Linked DNA regions of Homo sapiens: region 2 is linked to region 1. A link is an interaction called in ENCODE POLR2A ChIA-PET data of the cell type or tissue named here. Cell type or tissue: Caco-2. All regions are shown on one strand. Links, peaks and the distances in the headings refer to the core of each region. The heading gives the core; the rest is flanking DNA. Region 1 has its middle 51 kb from the start of RBSN. Region 2 overlaps SH3BP5 (SH3 domain binding protein 5).

The links. Peaks named below come from ENCODE experiments on the same cell type or tissue, not always from the same donor. Only the 100,000 strongest peaks of a DNase experiment are listed, where the experiment ranks them.
Region 2: POLR2A ChIA-PET joins it to region 1 with 9 read pairs; 2 of 35 experiments call an interaction of 5 or more read pairs at or near these places.

Annotation. Positions count from the first base shown.
Region 1 is chr3:15,145,803-15,154,671 of GRCh38, forward strand. No RefSeq gene overlaps it. Among named protein-coding and RNA genes, the nearest start is that of RBSN, 51 kb to the left of the region's middle. In Caco-2, for the core only: no CTCF peak of the experiment used is centred there; a DNase peak (open chromatin) is centred at 5,559.
Region 2 is chr3:15,320,029-15,328,897 of GRCh38, forward strand. All of the region lies in intron 2 of SH3BP5 (SH3 domain binding protein 5), which reads right to left. Among named protein-coding and RNA genes, the nearest start is that of SH3BP5, 8.1 kb to the right of the region's middle. RefSeq lists an enhancer at 8,043-8,232. In Caco-2, for the core only: no CTCF peak of the experiment used is centred there; a DNase peak (open chromatin) is centred at 5,413.

The sequences.
Region 1 (8,869 bases), core at 3,131-7,130:
GTCATAATGAAGTTCAAGGGAAGGTACTATGACTGGACGTGCACGTAAGCCAGATTTATGTTTCTCTCCACTCAAACATCTCAGTGGAGTAAAGAATAACAAGGCAGCATTGCTGCAAACATGTCTCACCTCCCACCATAGGGCGGTTTTTCTCCCATCTCAGAATTGAACAAATGTACAATCGGGTTTTATACCGAGACATTCAGTTCCCAGGGGCAGGCAGGAGACAGTGGCCTTCCTCTAACTCAACTGCAAGAGGCTTTCCGCTTTGACTAGTCCACCTCAGCACAGACCCTTTATGGGTGTCGGGCTGGGGGACCGTCAGGTCTTTCTCATCCCACGAGGCCACTTTTCAGACTATCACATGGGGAGAAACCTTGGACAATACCCAGCTTTCAAGGACAGGACTCCCTGCGGCTTTCCACAGTGCATTGTGCCCCTGGTTTATTGAGACTAGAGAATGGGGATGACTTTTACCAAGTATATTGCTTGCAAACATTTTGTTAACAAGGCACGTCCTGCACAGCCCTACATCCCTTAAACCTTGATTTCATACAACACATGTTTTTTGAGCTCCAGGTTGGGTCAAAGTGGTTGGGGCAAAGTGGCTGGGGCAAAGCTACAGCCAATTCAAGCCAGCAATAAGGACCTTCAAAATGACCAAAATATGACTTGGTCCTTACCGTTGCTTTTACAACCTCAAAATCCTGCTCAGGTCACCTGCAAGGCACTCAGATTGTTAATCCATCAACTGCTCATAGAGATGACTCCAAACCACACAAACCCAAACTATCTGCATTTTTTAATCAATTCAGTTAAGCCTTATGGGCAAAACTTCAGAATTCAAGTAAAACAGAAGGTCTGTCTGAACATTTTCTTCAGTCAGCTGAAATTGGATGGAGGTTTCGTTGTGGTCCCTCAAGGAATAAACCATTATTTGACCCTTTCTCTTCCAGGTGAATTCTTACCCATTCCTAAGGTATAAGTCCTGTGTCACCTCCTCTCCTGAGAAGCTTTTTCTGTTGACCCCACCCAACTGTCCCTTCAGTCTCCTTGTAGTATTTGGAGGATACAAATCAGCACATATCATAGTGAAATGTGGTTTTACACATCAGAATCTCCTGCTATATTGTGAGGTTCATGGAGACAAAGACAATGTCTCATTTCTTTATTGCTGCATTTCTAGCCCCAAACACAGCATCTGATATCATACAATAGACATCCAACCAGGATTTGAAGAATGACTTACTGAATTATATTAATAAATATAACCTTTTCATCTAGGTGTTAGATTAGGAAGGGAATGGTAGATATCATGCCTTTTGCCAAGTTGATTAAATATTAATTGGAAAGTACTGCACGTCACATGAGCTTTAATCAAAAGACAATCTACATTTGTAACATCTAACTTTGACTTAATTAGGTTGATAACTACATATGCTATTCAGGACAGTAAAAAGACATGAGAAAATGAGAAGAACTATGGATCTAGAATGAAAGGGCGTGTATTTGAGTCCTAGTTCTGCTTCCAGCCTGTTGTGTGAGCTAAGACAAAAGCACAAGATCACAAGATGCCATGAATCACAATTTTCACCATTTATAAATGTGAATCTAGATAATACTGACTCTAGTCATCTCATAGGATTGTTGTATTGAATGTATAAGATGCTGTATTGGAAATAATTCACAAAGTATATGGATTGAACAAATGAGGTGTTTTATACTTAGCAATAGATAACAAGAAAAGCATAGGTTCTGGCATCAGATAGACAGTTTTGGACACATCTCCAACCCTCTCCAACCTTAACAAGTCACTTACTCTCTCTGAGTTTCTACTTTTGCATCTATAGAACGAAAGTATTAACACATACTAGCAGGGTTGTGATGAAGATTAAATGTGATAATACATACAAAATGCCTAATGCAGGGCTTCACACACAGTAGATGCTAAATAAATGTCTGTTTTCCTCCGTTCTTCCTAGTCTATTTGTATTTTTAGCTTCAATGTGTGGTGTTTAAGCTTCATCTGGAAAATGCGATCCTAAAATATCTACTGTACTATATTGCAATATATAGTGCTATCAGTTGTGAATAATTGGTTGTTGTGTTTATTAGAAAATAGTTGATATATACAAAACAAATGTTCTTGATAAAAGCAGAGACATCAAGGAAAATTTTATTTTTTAACAAAACTAAAAATAAACCCACTCGGCATGACTACTATTTAAAAAAAAAAAAAAGGAAAATAGCAAGTGTTGGCAAGGATGTGGAGAAATTGGAACCTTTGTCCACTGTTGGTGGGAATGTAAAATGGTGTAGCTGCTGTGGAAAACAGTATTTCTAATTCAAATATTAAGCTCTATAATGTTTAAAAATTGGTCTCTCATCTACTCACAGTATTTGCTTAAAGCTATAAATAATAGCTATGATTTAATGGAAAGACTAACACCACTAAAAGGTTTTCAAATGCTTGGCTATTTTATGACAAATGGGAATAATAATAATAACATATATACATATATACACATAATAATAATATGTATATATGTTATTATTATATTTATATATGTTATTACATATATATATATAGAGAGAGAGAGGAAACTAAGAATGTTTAGCCCTGTGTCTGGCATATATAAAACTGTCAACAAATGTTAGATGTTTTTGTTACTATAAAGTTATGTAAATATTTTTTGTGACCTTAGAAAATCTGACTTTGTTCCATAAGTAAGGTTTTGCTGTGTAACCAATGCGTAAGTTATTATTTAACCACACATTCATAACATATATATTTTTTAAATATCTAGAATTTGGGAGTCTGACAGATTGCATTTTCCAAAGCCAGAAAACAATATCTCCCATTCCACATGCTCTGTGACCATGCCCCTCCTCCATGCTGGGGAGGAGTCAAAGTCTCCTCCTCTTGAATCTGGTCTGGACTTAGTGACTGGCTTGCAACCAACAGCATGAGAAAGCCATGTTACAGCCTGACTTCTGAGGCTGGGTCATGAGCCTTGCAGCTTCAGCCTTGGCCTCTTGGAGCACTCACTCTCAGGACAGACCCTCCCTGCTGGAGTACTTCCTGTCGGTTCCAGCTCCACCTGTCCTTGTGCAGTTCCAGCTAAGACGCCAGAGCAGCAGACATGTGAGAAGGGGCAGTGGGTCCTCCAACTCCTGCTTCTAGAGCCCAGACGGTCTAGTCTGAGACTAGTCAACCCAGCTGAGACCCCAGGCATGGAAGAAAGAGGCCCCTCTTTTGCTTCTTTTTCAGTGTCCCTACCCACGGAGTCTGTGAACATAATAAAATGATTATTTTACACAACTAAGTTGTGAGAGCTGTGGGGGACAGTGGGACTGTAAGTTATGGGTAACTGGAACAATGATTTAGTTATTTGTTCTTGTACACTTTCAACTTGAACTTCCAAATTTATGGGCCCCATTCTGAAACTGGTCTACATCTGCACAGAGATGTCTCTGCTGTTGAGTAGACCAATCTGACCAGCTTTTCAAGCCAACAACATTAAAAGCCATTCAGAGGACAACACATTGTGAAGTCGCCTTCTCTTGTGAGAAATGCATTAAAAAGAAACTAAGACCTACTAGAGTTGTTCTGTCAAATACAGGGGCTATTGAGCACTTGAAATGTGTCTGGTCCAAACTGAGATGTGCCTTCAGTGTAAAGTAACATTTAGAAGATAGTGTATAGAAAGAGTAAGATGTCTTATTAATTTTTATATTAATTACTAATGAAATGATAATATTTTAGATATATTGAGATAAATAAAATATATTATTAAAATTAACTTCACCTGTTTCTTTTTACTTTCTTTAAGATAGCTGCTATAAAATTTAAAATTATAAATGTCACTTGCACTATATTTCTAGCCCTGTACTAAAGGGTCTTTACAAAATATCTTGGTTTTATAATGTTGGCACAGTAAAGAAGGGGGACAAAACCATCTTTCACTCCAGACAGACAAGAATTTGCTTTATCCTGTTTGTCTGAAATTGGAGTCAATGGTCCTAATGGGTGGGATAGACCTTATGTCATTCTCCTAACATTGACTGGGCTCATTGAACCACAGACCAGGCAGAAAAAATAAAATAACACTTAAAGGACATTTTAAAACATAATAAAAATGGGAAGGAATATTTTCATTATTTCTAAATAAAATAGCAAAAATCCATCAATCATGTTCCTGAATGAATTTCTAACACCTAAGACTGTGCTTACTGAGGAAAAATAAATAGAAAAGTTGAGCAATTATCTTGTAAACGTAAAGAAATGTGACTCCATCTCAAAACAAAAAACAAAAAAACAAGAAATAGATGAGCTTACATGGGTCTCAGCAGCTACATTTTCCTCTGATTTCTGCTTATTTTCCAACACCCTAAATGTTCAGAATAATAAAACAATGTGCCACTCTAAGTGGAGCAATGACAACATAGATACCAATGGTTCAGAAAGCATGGTCAAAGGGCCCCTCGTGTTTCCAAGATCCTTTTGGGAGGGTCACAAAGTTAAAGTTATTTTTCCAATTACACCAAAATGTCTTTTTTTTTTTTTTTCATTCTTATTCTCTCCCAAGTTGTGGTAAAGTTATCAAGAAGCCACATGGCAAGTGACATCACCACAGACTGAATACAGAGACAGATTGGAAATCCAGCTGCCTTCCAGTAAGCTAAATATGCTAAACAATGCTACTTTCTCACTAATATTTTTTGTTTGGGAAAATACAGTTATTTTTCATAAAGAAATATGTCATGAATGTTAACTTTAGTGAGTTTATTGTTGTTATTTTGAAATAAGATAAACAATTTTTAATATTCTTAGTTCTAATTTCTAATTTGGTAAATAATAATACATGGAAACCACATAAACAAAAGCTCTTCAAGGTTCCCAATAATCTTTTAAGAGTGTAAAGGTTGAGAGGTGCAGGAAATTGAGAGATTTTGGTTAAAAGGTACAATCTTTCAGTTATAAGTGAGTAAGTTCAGGAGTTCTAATGTACAAGATGGTAATTATAGTTAATAGCACTATATAATATACTAGAAATTTGCTAAAAGAGTAGATGTTAAATGTTCTCGCCACATACAAAAAAATGGTAACTATATGAGGTGATGGACATATTAACTGACTTGATTCTAGTATCATTTCACAATGTATACATATATATCAACTCATTATATTGTACATCTCAAATTATACAATTCTATTTGTCAATTATACCCCAATAAAGTTGGGGTGGGGGGAAGAATATAATGTTATCCTTAGGCCAAAATGTTTGAGAACCAGTGGTATATACATGAATCAACCTTAAAATAGGCACCAGTGGGGCAAAGTGGTTTTCCATAATTTAAAATTAACTAAAAACCATGGGATTTAAAAATCCTTCTGGCATTTGTATTATGTAATAAAGATGGTCCCTATCACATCCCAGTCCCCTAGCTCACAATTCTCTCTATAATATACATTTTCTCCACAGACAATGACATGACTAATAGATAACTTCTGTTTGCCCAGCATATCCCCAGGGGTGTGTCCAGAGTTATGTGCAAGCCATTGGTGGCTAACTATAACTCCCACATTCTCAGCCACATAGGGAAGCATCTGAATGACCTGTAGTAAGAATAGTCTTAGATTCTCTTCAGTTATTTTGTTAACCATTTACAAATATAGATAGCTTAGTAATAGTAACAAATTGTCTGCAATTTAGCTCATGATTAACAACTACTTTGACATCCCTGCACACTAGACACAGACCACATTTTCAGTTAGTTCAAATTCACTGATTAAAAAATAAAACAGCCATAATGAATCATTAATGCATTCCAGAAACTGTATCTTTAAAAAGCAGATCTGCCTGGCATTTATTATAATAAATGTCTATTTTATATATACATTTTTGACCTACTTTAAGTGGCATAGATGAGAAAAACTTTCATGACTTAGGTGCAATTAAATATTGCTAACATTTGATCCATTTTGCCATGTTCTTTTAAAGTAAAGAAATAACATTCAGTACTTACATATCTGCCTTCCTCACCAGGATGACCGGGTAACCCATCAAAACCCTTCTCTCCCTGAGAAGACAAGAAATCAAAATAAATAACTTGGCCTCTAAATTATTTATTTCTCAAATCTATATGAAATAAAAATTATTACTAATAGATACCCTTGTCTCACGGAGTTGTCATTTTATGGAGAATGTACTGAATATCAGGCACAATGTGCAGAGATGTACAGAAACAAATATTCTTGTCCAGTGTTACAGTGAAAACATGCATACCTGTTTGTCTTAATAGTATATCAAACTATTCTTATTTTCCAAAATACCTTCTTAAGTCATTCTCTTGTAAAAATCCAAATCAAGACTAGTTTCTAGTTAAAAGCTTAAGGAAAACTGTTACTCTTAAAGAAGCTTTCAACCTTGTTTTACAAAACATCAGTAAGCAAAGCTCTTCCTGCCTATCTTATTCATGAGAAATGGTTGTTTATTTCTGTATGACTCAACTGTCCAGTTTTGTTTTGTCCTTTTACTACTTCTTACACACCGAAACACACAAACCATTTCCTCTCAAGGAAGTTTGGCTTGCCATGTTATAGTCAGATGTGTTTATTTAGTCTAAAAGCTGGTCAGTAAGACTTGGAAGGCATATTTTATTTGTGATCAACAAAGATATAAAAGTCATTATGACCATCTACTGAATTCTTGCAAACAGAAACAGCAGAGAAGTCAAAAATTTAAAATACTCCCATCTTTGGCCTTAGAGGCACCGGCACAAGCTGCAAAGAAACGTATCAAGAAGCTCCTAAACCTGATTTTCTGATTCTCCAATCTGTTAATGAATAACAACATGACAGGGAAAAGTCTAATGCTAAGGCATGATTACAATTTATTTTTCAAACAGTAATTATAAACTTTATACTATTCTAAATTTAAAAGATTGATCTGCAAAGCCCTGAAGAGCTCATTCCAACAACCTCATGGAAAATCTTCCAAAGAGAACATGTAAAAAGATGACACAAAGCCAGCGGGTGTAATTTAACCTTACCTGTGTGTCTGTGATTATACCCTCATTATAAAGCTTCAATCCCTGTGATAATGGAACCTTGCCAGCCCTGAATATCTGAGGACCATTTCTAATGAGATACTCTCCCTTAGAAGTGTTAGGTAGTAATTTTCCTATTGGTTAACCTAGAATTAACAGAGATGCAACTCTTTTCTCAGAGTTTGATGCTGTAGAAAAGAATGTTAGATGGGAGAGAGGCATTTACTACTATAAAGAAAGCAGATGTTGGACAAGTGAAAATACGGTAGATAAGTGAAAACTTCTGTGCAGTGGCAGAATTTGTGACATTATTTGTCAAATGAGCACAAGAAGGTAGCATAATATGGTGGAAATCATGTGGGACTTAGAGTTAGGGAGACATAGGGGCTTAACTCCCAAATGCATCTTCATAATGATGCAATTTTGGGAAAGTGATGTCACCTCTCTGAGCCTCAATTTCACACATGTAAAATAACATCTACAGAAAGTGTTTGTTAGGGGGGTAAAATTAGAAAATGCTGTTAAATACATAACACAGTCTGGTATGTAGCGGGTACTGAAATATCGTCTCTCTCCTTCCCCCTATCCACACCTGACAAATTCTTACCTTCCTCCCAGAACTCCCATAATCACCTCTGTACCCATCTTCTCCAAAACACTTTGCATATATATTGCAGCATGTTCTTTCCACAATTGTATCCTGAAAAACAGATCCATATCACATACGATTTTCTCATCTGTGTTAGTCTATATCACATTACACACTAAGAAGACAAAATTCTCTCAATGTTTTTAAAATTATTATAATTAATAGAACTCAGCAAAGGATGGCATTTTTAAAAAGTACTTACAAGTTGCTTCAGTAAGACGCTTGGGAGGGATCGCAGTTTGATGCTCAGAGGTTGCTTATATGCAAACCCTCTGCCAAATTCCAGCTCCTGGAGCTCTTCTAATTTATGGACAACTTCCAGGCCAATGATTAGGAGTCCAGAGAATCCTTCACAATTTCAACAGGTGGGAGATTACTTTCATGTCTTTTGAATGGTCTTTGTCTCAGCCCCACATATTCATCCATCATTCCACCATTACCATAGCCTTCACCTGTCTTGTCTCAAACTGCATTTTGTTACAATTAAAACTAGTTTGTGGCATGCCTTCTTGAAGAATTTGTCTGATACCTTTCAATCCCACCAGCTGAAAGTTGAACAGAACCACAAAGGACTCTCATAGCTCTCTTATAGCCCCCATTTTGTCATTTCACAGACGGTTTTCAGCCCTCGTTGTATTAAATTAGATCCTTCTAAGCCTATCCCTGAAGTTGACTTTTGGTTTACACTTAGGAATTGTGGCAGTCACTGTGGCTGTTCACAGATGTTCTGGCTCCCCTTCTTAAGGGCACATGATAGGATCGCATGTCTTCAGTCAGGTTATAAACACTCATTGAGGCTCAATTCCTTACCTGTAAAGTATTATCTATCTCATGAAAGTTAGAAGTGACCATATGGCTTGCTCTAGCTAATTAAATGTGAGCAGAAGTGACATGTGTTAATCCCCAGGAGAAATTTTAAGAGTAGTGCACAATTTGCCCCATTTCCTTTCCCTTGCCACAGCAATTACAAAAACAGCTGTTGGGATAGACCCTCCTTCAGCCTGGGTTCTTGAATGGTGAGCAGGAGGCAAAGATGAATCACTTCTTGCTACTTTAAGTCACTGAGGTTTGGAGGTTGTTATTGCTGCATAATCTAGCCTATCCTACCAACGCAGGCATTAAGAGATCATCTGGATTTGTCCACAGAACAAAAATACAAATGAACAA
Region 2 (8,869 bases), core at 3,302-7,301, 170 kb after region 1:
CAATAAAGCCAAAAATCAAGTAAGAGAACATTAAATCTGTGCACTTCAAATCTAGCAAAATGAAGCTGAATCCCTTTGCATGCTGGAAACAAAAGGGTGTGGTGAATGAAGACAACCAAATCCCATTCATCATGCTTTGGTTGGGTTTAATGCCAAACAATAAAAGATTTATATTAAGAGGGCTGGGCTGCAGTTATAATAAACAGCGGATATTCCTCTCATTGTCTCCCTGATAGCAGTTTCTTTCTGTTAGAGCAAACATTAACATCTCTTAGATAATCCAGCAAAACACAGCAAAGGAAAAAAAAATCAGGCAAGAATAGAACAAAATTTTTTCCATCTTCCTTTAAGGAAATGAAAGAGGCTGACTTGCTGAGCTCTCCAAGAGCTGCTTTGCAAATTCTGTGATACTCTTGGTTAAAATGCACTACAAAAAAGCAGTATAGTCTTTAATGTTGGAAACATCTATGTGGCAATCGGCAGACTAAGTAACTCTCAAAGAGAAGGGCTGGGCAAAGTTACCTGGGCTGCCTGCCAAAGGATGAGGTTCAATAGAGGTTTAATTCATCCAGCCAAAACACACACACACACACACACACACACACACACACACCCCACTACGTTAAAGTCCCTACAACAAATGCTGACAAAGAAAAATAACAGCTCAAAATTAAAAGGCTACAGTCCACAGGGACCACATCTCTGTCAACCTGGGGATTTGAAGATTCTCATTAACCACAGGGATAGCAATGAATCCATCAACCCCCATAGCCTGTCTTCTTTTGAGATGACACCTCAGAGTCACAGGGTAGGCACCTTGAATACAGCTGGGGATACAGTCACATGATTTGTAGGAAAGTCGGCGTGTACTGCAATAGCAAGCACTTATGATCCTGCCATGGGTTTCAGCTGAGGGGCCAGAAGAGTTTGTATATTATCTTGTTGATATTTGTAGCTTAAAAGGAAGAAACGCCTAGGATTTTTTAAGGCAATACAGTCCATGTCAATATTAGACAGCTATTTCTATGTTCTAGCCAATGGCCAGAACATGTTTTGGCCACTAATAGCATTTTGCTAATGTGGTTACCATGAATGAAGTTGTGCAAGAACCTATACGTGCCCACATTTATTGATTTAGAAATGATGCTAACAGTCAAATACACAGAGTAACTAAGTTCAAATATCTAAATATTCTTAATATTTGGAATGTTTTCCATTATATCTTGATTTATTGTATTTTCTAAATAAGCATATATATGACGGTTTCTTGGCTGTAGAAGATCCTAAAGTGCCTTTATAGCACTTTTCATCCTTCCATGAATTACAACTAGAGTAGCTTAACAATACACTAATTCATCAAGCAAACCCACAACATCAGGTTTTATCTACAATTAAGGCAGGAACAACCAATCCAAGGTTTTTCCCATCAGCCTTCATAGTTCCTAAAATTCCTTCCAGAGAAATTCATTTATTTGGCTTATAAAGACTTTTTTTTTTTTTTACAACAGACTTCATTCCCCACCCCCATCCCATGAAAATTATAACAGATGGTCATTGTAAATATTTCAGAAAACACCAAGAAATGAAAACTAAAAATCACCAGCATCCTCAGCAGCTAGCAACAACTGGTAACATCTGAGGGTACATTTTTCTAGAGCCAGGCTTCTCAAACAATGTGGTGATGGATCTTCTCCCATCCAATCCACCGTAAATCAATATTTCTGTAGAATAAAAACAAACTAGGAAAGTAAAATGCCACCTGGATGTCACAACATCAAATTGCCAAAAAAAAAAAAAAAATCTAAAGTCTTACTCTCAATTTCTGTATTTACTTCACCATAACTGGTAACAAGCAGTTCACATTCTTTGGCCCACACAAGAATAACTATGTTAGGGCCAGGCACGGTGGCTCATGCCTATAATCCCAGTACTTTGGGAGGCCAAGGCAGGTGGATCATTTGAGGTCGGGAGTTCGAGATCAGCTTGACCTACATAGTGAAACCCCGTCTCTACTAAAATACAAAAATTAGCCAGGCATGGTGGTGGGCTCCTGTAATCCAGCTACTTGGGAGGCTGAGGCAGGAGAATCGCTTGAACCTGGGAGGTGGAGGTTGCAATGAGCCAAGATCATGCCACTGCAGTCCAGCCTGGGCAACACAGTGAGACTCCATCTCAAAAAAAAAAATAATAACTATGTTAGGCCTGTCTTCTCATATGCATATATTCTTTTACTATATATATGGTTCTAGATATGCTCTATATAGTTTTATATATATTTTATGTATAGTTTTTTTTCCCCCACTAAGTAGACCATGGCCATTTGTCCATATCCACACATCATCTTTTTTTAAAGTGAAAGGCCACTCTTAAAATGCTAACGCCCCCAAGCAAGGCAGAATCTTACATGTTCATGAGCCAACATGTGCCTAAGTGGACAGGTTCTGGGGAGGGAAAGGAGAACACAAGGTTGTGTTTTACCAGTGTCACAACTGTCCTCACGGTCAGTCTGTCCAAGAACAGCCTGGGAGGCCGGGTGTGGCGGCTCATGCCTGTAATCCCAACACTTTGGGAAGCCGAGGCAGGAGGACTGCTTGAGCCCAGGAGTTTGAGACCAGCCTGGGCAACAAGGAGAGACCCCATCTCTACAAAAACAAAAATTAGCCAGGCGTGGTGGCGCACTCCTGTAGTCCCAGCTACTTGGGAGACTGAGGTGGGAGGATCACTTGAGCCCAGGAGTTCGAGGCTCCAGGGAGCTATGATTGTGCCACTGCACCCTACCCTGGGCAACAGAGACCAACACTGTCTCAGGAAAAAACAAAAACAAAGCGGGAGGCCGGGCGCAGTAGCTCACGCCTGTAATACTAGCACTTTGGGAGGCTGCAGTAGGCGAATCATTTGAGGTCAGGAGTTGACCAGCCTGACCAACATGGCAAAACCCGGTCTCTACCAAAAACACAAAAATTAGCCGGGTGTGGTGGCACATGCCTGTAATCCCAGCTACTCGGGAGGCTAAGGCACGAAAATCGCTTGAACCTGGGAGGCAGTGGTTGCAGTGGCAGAGATCACATCATTGCACTCCGGTTTTTGAGACCCTGTCTCAAATAAATAAATAAATAAATAAATAAATAAATAAATAAAGCAGGGCTCACTCAGGGAAACTAATTTTCACATTACAGCAGGCAGGCCACAGCGCAACGCCCTGCTGATCCAGTGACTACAAAGTCCATCCCGCTGTAATCCTGGCCTGTATGAGCCCTCCCTCTGACCCCCTTCCCAGTGCCAATCTGACAAAGAAAGGTCATGGCAGGACCTGGGGGAAGAGAACAACAGAGCCACTGCCAGGCCCCATGGCCAGTTTGGCCCCAGTGGACATCTCATTGGAACCTTCTCTGTTTGCAGCGCCCAGCGGGTCTCAGCCCTCCCTGCCAGCCAAGCACACAGGGGGCCCTCTTGTCCACTCAGGCTGGGCAGCTCTCAAAGCACTCTCTCACACAGCATCCCTTACCATCCTCCAGGCTACCCAGGGATGTAGGCAAGAATTGCAGCCCCCAGATTCAAAGACAAAGAGACTGAGGCTTCCATGTGCCAAGTATCCCTAGAAGTCAGCAGACCTCTGATTTCAGCCTGTATCACCTGATGTCAAGACAGCTGTCTTCCCTCCACCTGCCCTTCCCCACGGCTTTGGGTTTTGGTTATTTCACAGCAAAAACTGAGACACAATCCCATTTTAAAGAAGAAGAAATTGAGGCACAGAAATTACATAATCTGCCAGAGGTCCCACAGCTATGAAGAGGGAGCTGGGATTCAATGCCAGGCGGTCTGGCTCCAGAGGCCAAGCTTTGCCGGCTGTCCTATAGCTAAGTCACTCTACAAGTTTCAAATGTTTCTCCACTCACCTACTTCCCCAAAGGGAAATAAGCAGTATGGGGGGACCACTGAAGCCCAAGGCCTTCAGTACCACCATTCTGATGGCCAAACTTCAAGTCAGAGCTATGGGGGCAGTGCAGCAGCCCTGGCTCAGGCTACCCTGAAGAGACGCAAAGACCACACATGTGTTTTTTCTTTATAATCAACCAATCACCAAAGGTCCTGTTAACACTCCACCTCTCCCCACCCCAACCTTCCTCAACCTGCAGACAATGTCTGTACCGTCAGCTCTCTTCCTCCTCCACTTTAAGGCTGATGTTATCTCTTCAGACTATCTGGGGTCTGCAGGCCTCAACTCTGATGCCCCCTATTTCAACAAAGCTTTGGCCTCTCAAAGGGCCCTGAGTGACTCTCCTAGAATCCCCCTCACCCCACTACAATTGCTTGCTTGAATCCAGGAGACGGCAAGCTCCATGAGGCAGGGACGTGCCTGATTATTTGTTGACCACCCTGGTCCCCAGTGCCCCACACAGGATTTGCTGCAGGAAGGCCTCCAGGCCAATGTTTACTTCAACCAGATCTCACCTGTGTACAAGAAGGTCAGGGGTGTAGGGGCTCTGCCAGCTTAGACCGGGCAGCCTGCCACCAGGCCTGGAATCTGGTGCAGCTTCAAGAAACAGTTACTCCTCCCTCCCCCGGTCTATCTATGCTTCAAACATTCCCTAGCAGTTTCTTCGAAGCACAACTGAGTCTTACAGGACCTAGTCCCTAGTGCATTCCACCCACACGTTTTAATGGAGAAAGTGCTGGGACGTATCACTGTCCTTTGATAGAGGAATTTTTCTCCTGATTTGTGCTAATAATTCATGAGGGAGGGGCCGGGCAGCTTCCAGTTTACTCTCACCTCCAAGTTTCTAAGCTCAAAACAGAGTTTTTGTTTGTACCATTGCTCCTTGGGTCCAAAAAAAAAAAAAAAAAGTTTTAAGAGAAAACATTTGCTGGTTTTCAGAGGGAGGAAAGGCAGAGATAATGAGTGCTGGCTTAAGCATGTTTGAGGAACACAGATACTCAGAAACAAAGATTTTTCAAACCACCCTGCAAGTATAAGCAGAAACTATTCCCACCTGACCTGAGCAATGAGGAAAAGGACGGACCCCTTCACAGCCCTGGAACAGCCCACTTTCAGAGCAAGCACGGGAAATGATGAAAACATTACAAATTGTGCTTAAAACCACATAAACATGGGCATAAAATATTACAAATCTTTATTCTGATTAGACTTAGAAATTCTCAGTGTGGCTTCTGTTTTAACAAACATTTGAAAAGAGACAGACCTATAAAATAGGCATTTAAAAATTACATCAGCATATTGAGTTTTACTATCTCACCTAGCAGGGCTGTCGCACACCTGAATGACCCATTTATCTCTGACTCACTGCCTCCTCTTCCATCCATTACTCGCCCATGCCTGGCACAAGGCCCCCTTGCTGGCCCTCAGCTAAGCCAGGCTTAGCCCTGATGCGCCCTCCAGCTGGAATGTTCTTCCCCCACATGGCCTGAGGCTTGCTCACTCTCTCCAGACAATACTGCATTCCTCTCCCTCCCCTTGCCTCCAAACACCCACCAGCTGAGTCCCCTTCCAGCTCTTTGCCTCCTTTGTATACATCAGATAACCTACCATGTGTATTTTAACTTTTTATTGCGTTTTCCACCCCCTCTGCAATGTAAGCCTCAGAAAAGCAGGGACTTCTGTCCATTCTCTTCACTGCTCTGTCCCCATCACCGAAAATTGCCCCCATCACGTAGTAGGTGCTCAATAAATACTTAGTGAATTAAAAAGCTGGTCAGGCGCAGTGGCTCACACCTGTAATCCCAGCATTTTGTGAGGCCAAGGGAGGCAGATCGCTCTCAGCTCCAGAGTTTGAAACCGGCCTGGCCAACATTGCAAAACCCATCTTTCCTAAAAATACAAAAATTAGCCAGCGTGGTGGTGTGAGCCTTTGGTCCTGGCTACTTGGGAGGCTGAAGCTGGAGAATCGCTTGAACCCGGGAGGCTGAGGCTGCAGTGAGCCGAGATTGTGACACTGCACTCCAGCCTGAGTGACAGAGCAAGACCCTGTCTCAATAAATAAATAAAGCTGACTGATCAATGGATCTGTGGGAAAATGCTTATTTTCCTAACTTAAAACATCAGGCTTATATCCAAGGGCTCTCTGGTTAAAAGGTTCCTCCTTTTACAGCTTGAAAAGGTTGGCTTTTGCTGATATAAATCAGCATGCAAAGGGGACCCAGCACTGTTCAAATAAGGTCAGAGGCAAACCCAGGTTGCAGGAAGAGACAGACATCCAAGTGACACGGCAGATGGCTGGCATCCAGAGGCCCTTTTGCAATCTGGAATTTAAATGGCCAAGACAAGAAATGGGATGTTAAATGTGGGCCTCAGGAGCAACACCTCAGTCTCCAGCTACCCACAGACAACTGCACCACAGCGTGAGAGCACGTTAGCAGCTACCAGAAGCCTGGTCACCAATTCAGGTTCATCAGACAAAAATCACGAGAGGTGCCGAACGCCCCAGATCGCAATCAAAAGGCAATGGGAAAGGAAATGTGGACAGCAGAATACCTTCCCCTGGGGGCCCTGAAAGTAGACTATCTCATTATTTGCCAATTCCATACTTGTGAATTCGTCTACTCGCTAAAATTTATATGTAACCCCAAAATCAATACACGCAGCCCTTTCAGGTTCATTCACCGACATACACAGGAGCGACGTTCTGCCTCCTGCTTTCAGTGCCCATCCTGTAAACAAGTGTCCTTTTCATGGTCTACTTAGTGCCATGTCTTTCACACTTTTGTGCTTTCTTTGGTGATTTTGCTGTTAAAATGGCCCATAAGGGAAGTGCAGAAGTGCTGTCTAGTGAGCTTTCCTGAGCACGAGCAGGCTGTGATGTGGCTTACAGAGCAAATACATGTTAGGTGAGTGGCCCTGAGTTCAATGCTAATGAATCAATAGTATATAGTAAATAAAGTGTCTTTTAATGGAAACTGAAAAGATTAATATTGATCAGTTGATGAAAATGTGACCACAGGCTTGCTCCAAGCCCTGCATTTTCCCTACAACAATGGTTCCGTATTCACTAATTCAGTGTTCACAACTTTATGGAATACAAGTACCACAAAAACAAGACTGGGCACGGTGGCTCACACCTGTAATCCCAGCACTTTGGGAGGCTGAGACAGCAGTGGCGGTGGGGAGGGGGGTAGCGACGACACGAGATCCGGAGTTCAAGACCAGCCAGTTCGAGACCAGCCTGGCCAACATGGTGAAACCCCATCTCTACTAAAAATACAAAAATTAGCCAGGCATGGTGGCGCACGCCTGTAATCCCAGCTACTCGGGAGGCTGAGGCAGGAGACTGGCTTGAACCCGGGAGGCAGAGGTTGCAGTGAGCCGAGATCACGCCATTGCACTCCAGCCTGGGCGACAGCGTGAGACTCCGTCTCAGGAAAAAAAAAACAAAACAAAACACTTGACTGTATATTAAAATGGCTCATTTTCCTGCCCCCATCCTTGGGCATACTCCCCTTGACCACCCCAGTGGCTCACTCCACCTGTTCTTCTGCAAACAGAGGCTCCCCTGCAGGCATCTGCTCAGGTGTCCTCCAGCAGCGCCCCTCCAGTGTCTCTGTCACACTTCTTACTGTAGCTATTACCACCAGTAATTATTACCCCCGCTCTGCTACTCACCCCAACCAAAAACGTAAACTCCTGGAGGGCAAGGTCTTTGTCTTGTTCACCCACATAAATGCAGTGGCCAACAGTGTCTGACAAGCAGTTGGTGCCCAGCATGAAGGGTGAAATCCCACCTGGCTCCTTTGTGACAGAAAACACCTATTAAACCTATGCCTCCCAGTGCCAAATGTAGCTAACACTTGAAACGTGTCTAGTCTCAACTGAAATGTGCCCTAAGTGTAAAATATGCCAAAGATCTTAAAGACTTAGTACAAAAATATATGTAAAATATCAGTAATTTTTTAATAGCAAGTCCACGTTGAAATTGTACTGTCTTGGATATTCCGGGTTAAACAAAATATTTAAATTCATTTCAGCTGTTTCTTTTTCGTTTTTAATGCGTCTACTAGGGAGTTTTTAATTGCTTATGTAGCCTGTATTATATTTCTATGAGTCAGTCTTGGTTATAATACCGTGAAAAGGCCAGCCAGCAACCCAGCCCAGCCCTGGCCACCCCCCTCACACCCTCCAGTTCGCCTCTCACACGGTTCCAAATGCTCTCCAGAGCCAGGCAGGAAACACCTGTCTGGTGGCTTCCTGTGACACACAAATACCTAAGTGTATTCAGAAATGGGATTCAGAAGTAAGGGCTAAAAAGAGTTTAACAGATTAACCAATTTCACCCCAAGAAAGTAAGCACACTTGGGGCTGAGATGTGGGCCATCTTGTTCATTACCCAGAACAGTGGCCGGCACATAGTAGGCGAGCAACTAGAATCAATCAATGCTTTTAAAAAAAAAAAAAAAAGACTATTTCCAGGATGGGTATGGCAACTCATGCCTGTGATCCCAGCACTTTGGGAGGCCAAGGTGGGAGGATCACTTTGAGGCCTGGAGTTCAAGACCAGCCTGGTCAACAGAGCTAGATCCCATCTTTACAAAAAAGCTTAAAGATATGAAAAATTAGCCAGGTATGGTGGCATGCACCTGTAGTCTCAGCTACTGGGGAGGATGATGCAGGAGGGTTGCCTGAACCCAGGAGTTTGAGGTTGCAGTGAGCTGTGATTGCACCACTGCACTGGGATAATAGAATGCAGGAACTGGAGGAGATCTGGAAAATGCCTGGGAGTATAAGATGGGAGCCCTGCCTCTGAGGCGTCATAGTACCAGAAGATGCTGAGCCTCTGAGTCCTGATCTGGAAAGTAAATAGTCCCTACCCTCCTAGCTCTCCAGGCCAGAACATTCTATGATGACAGCAGTTTAATACAG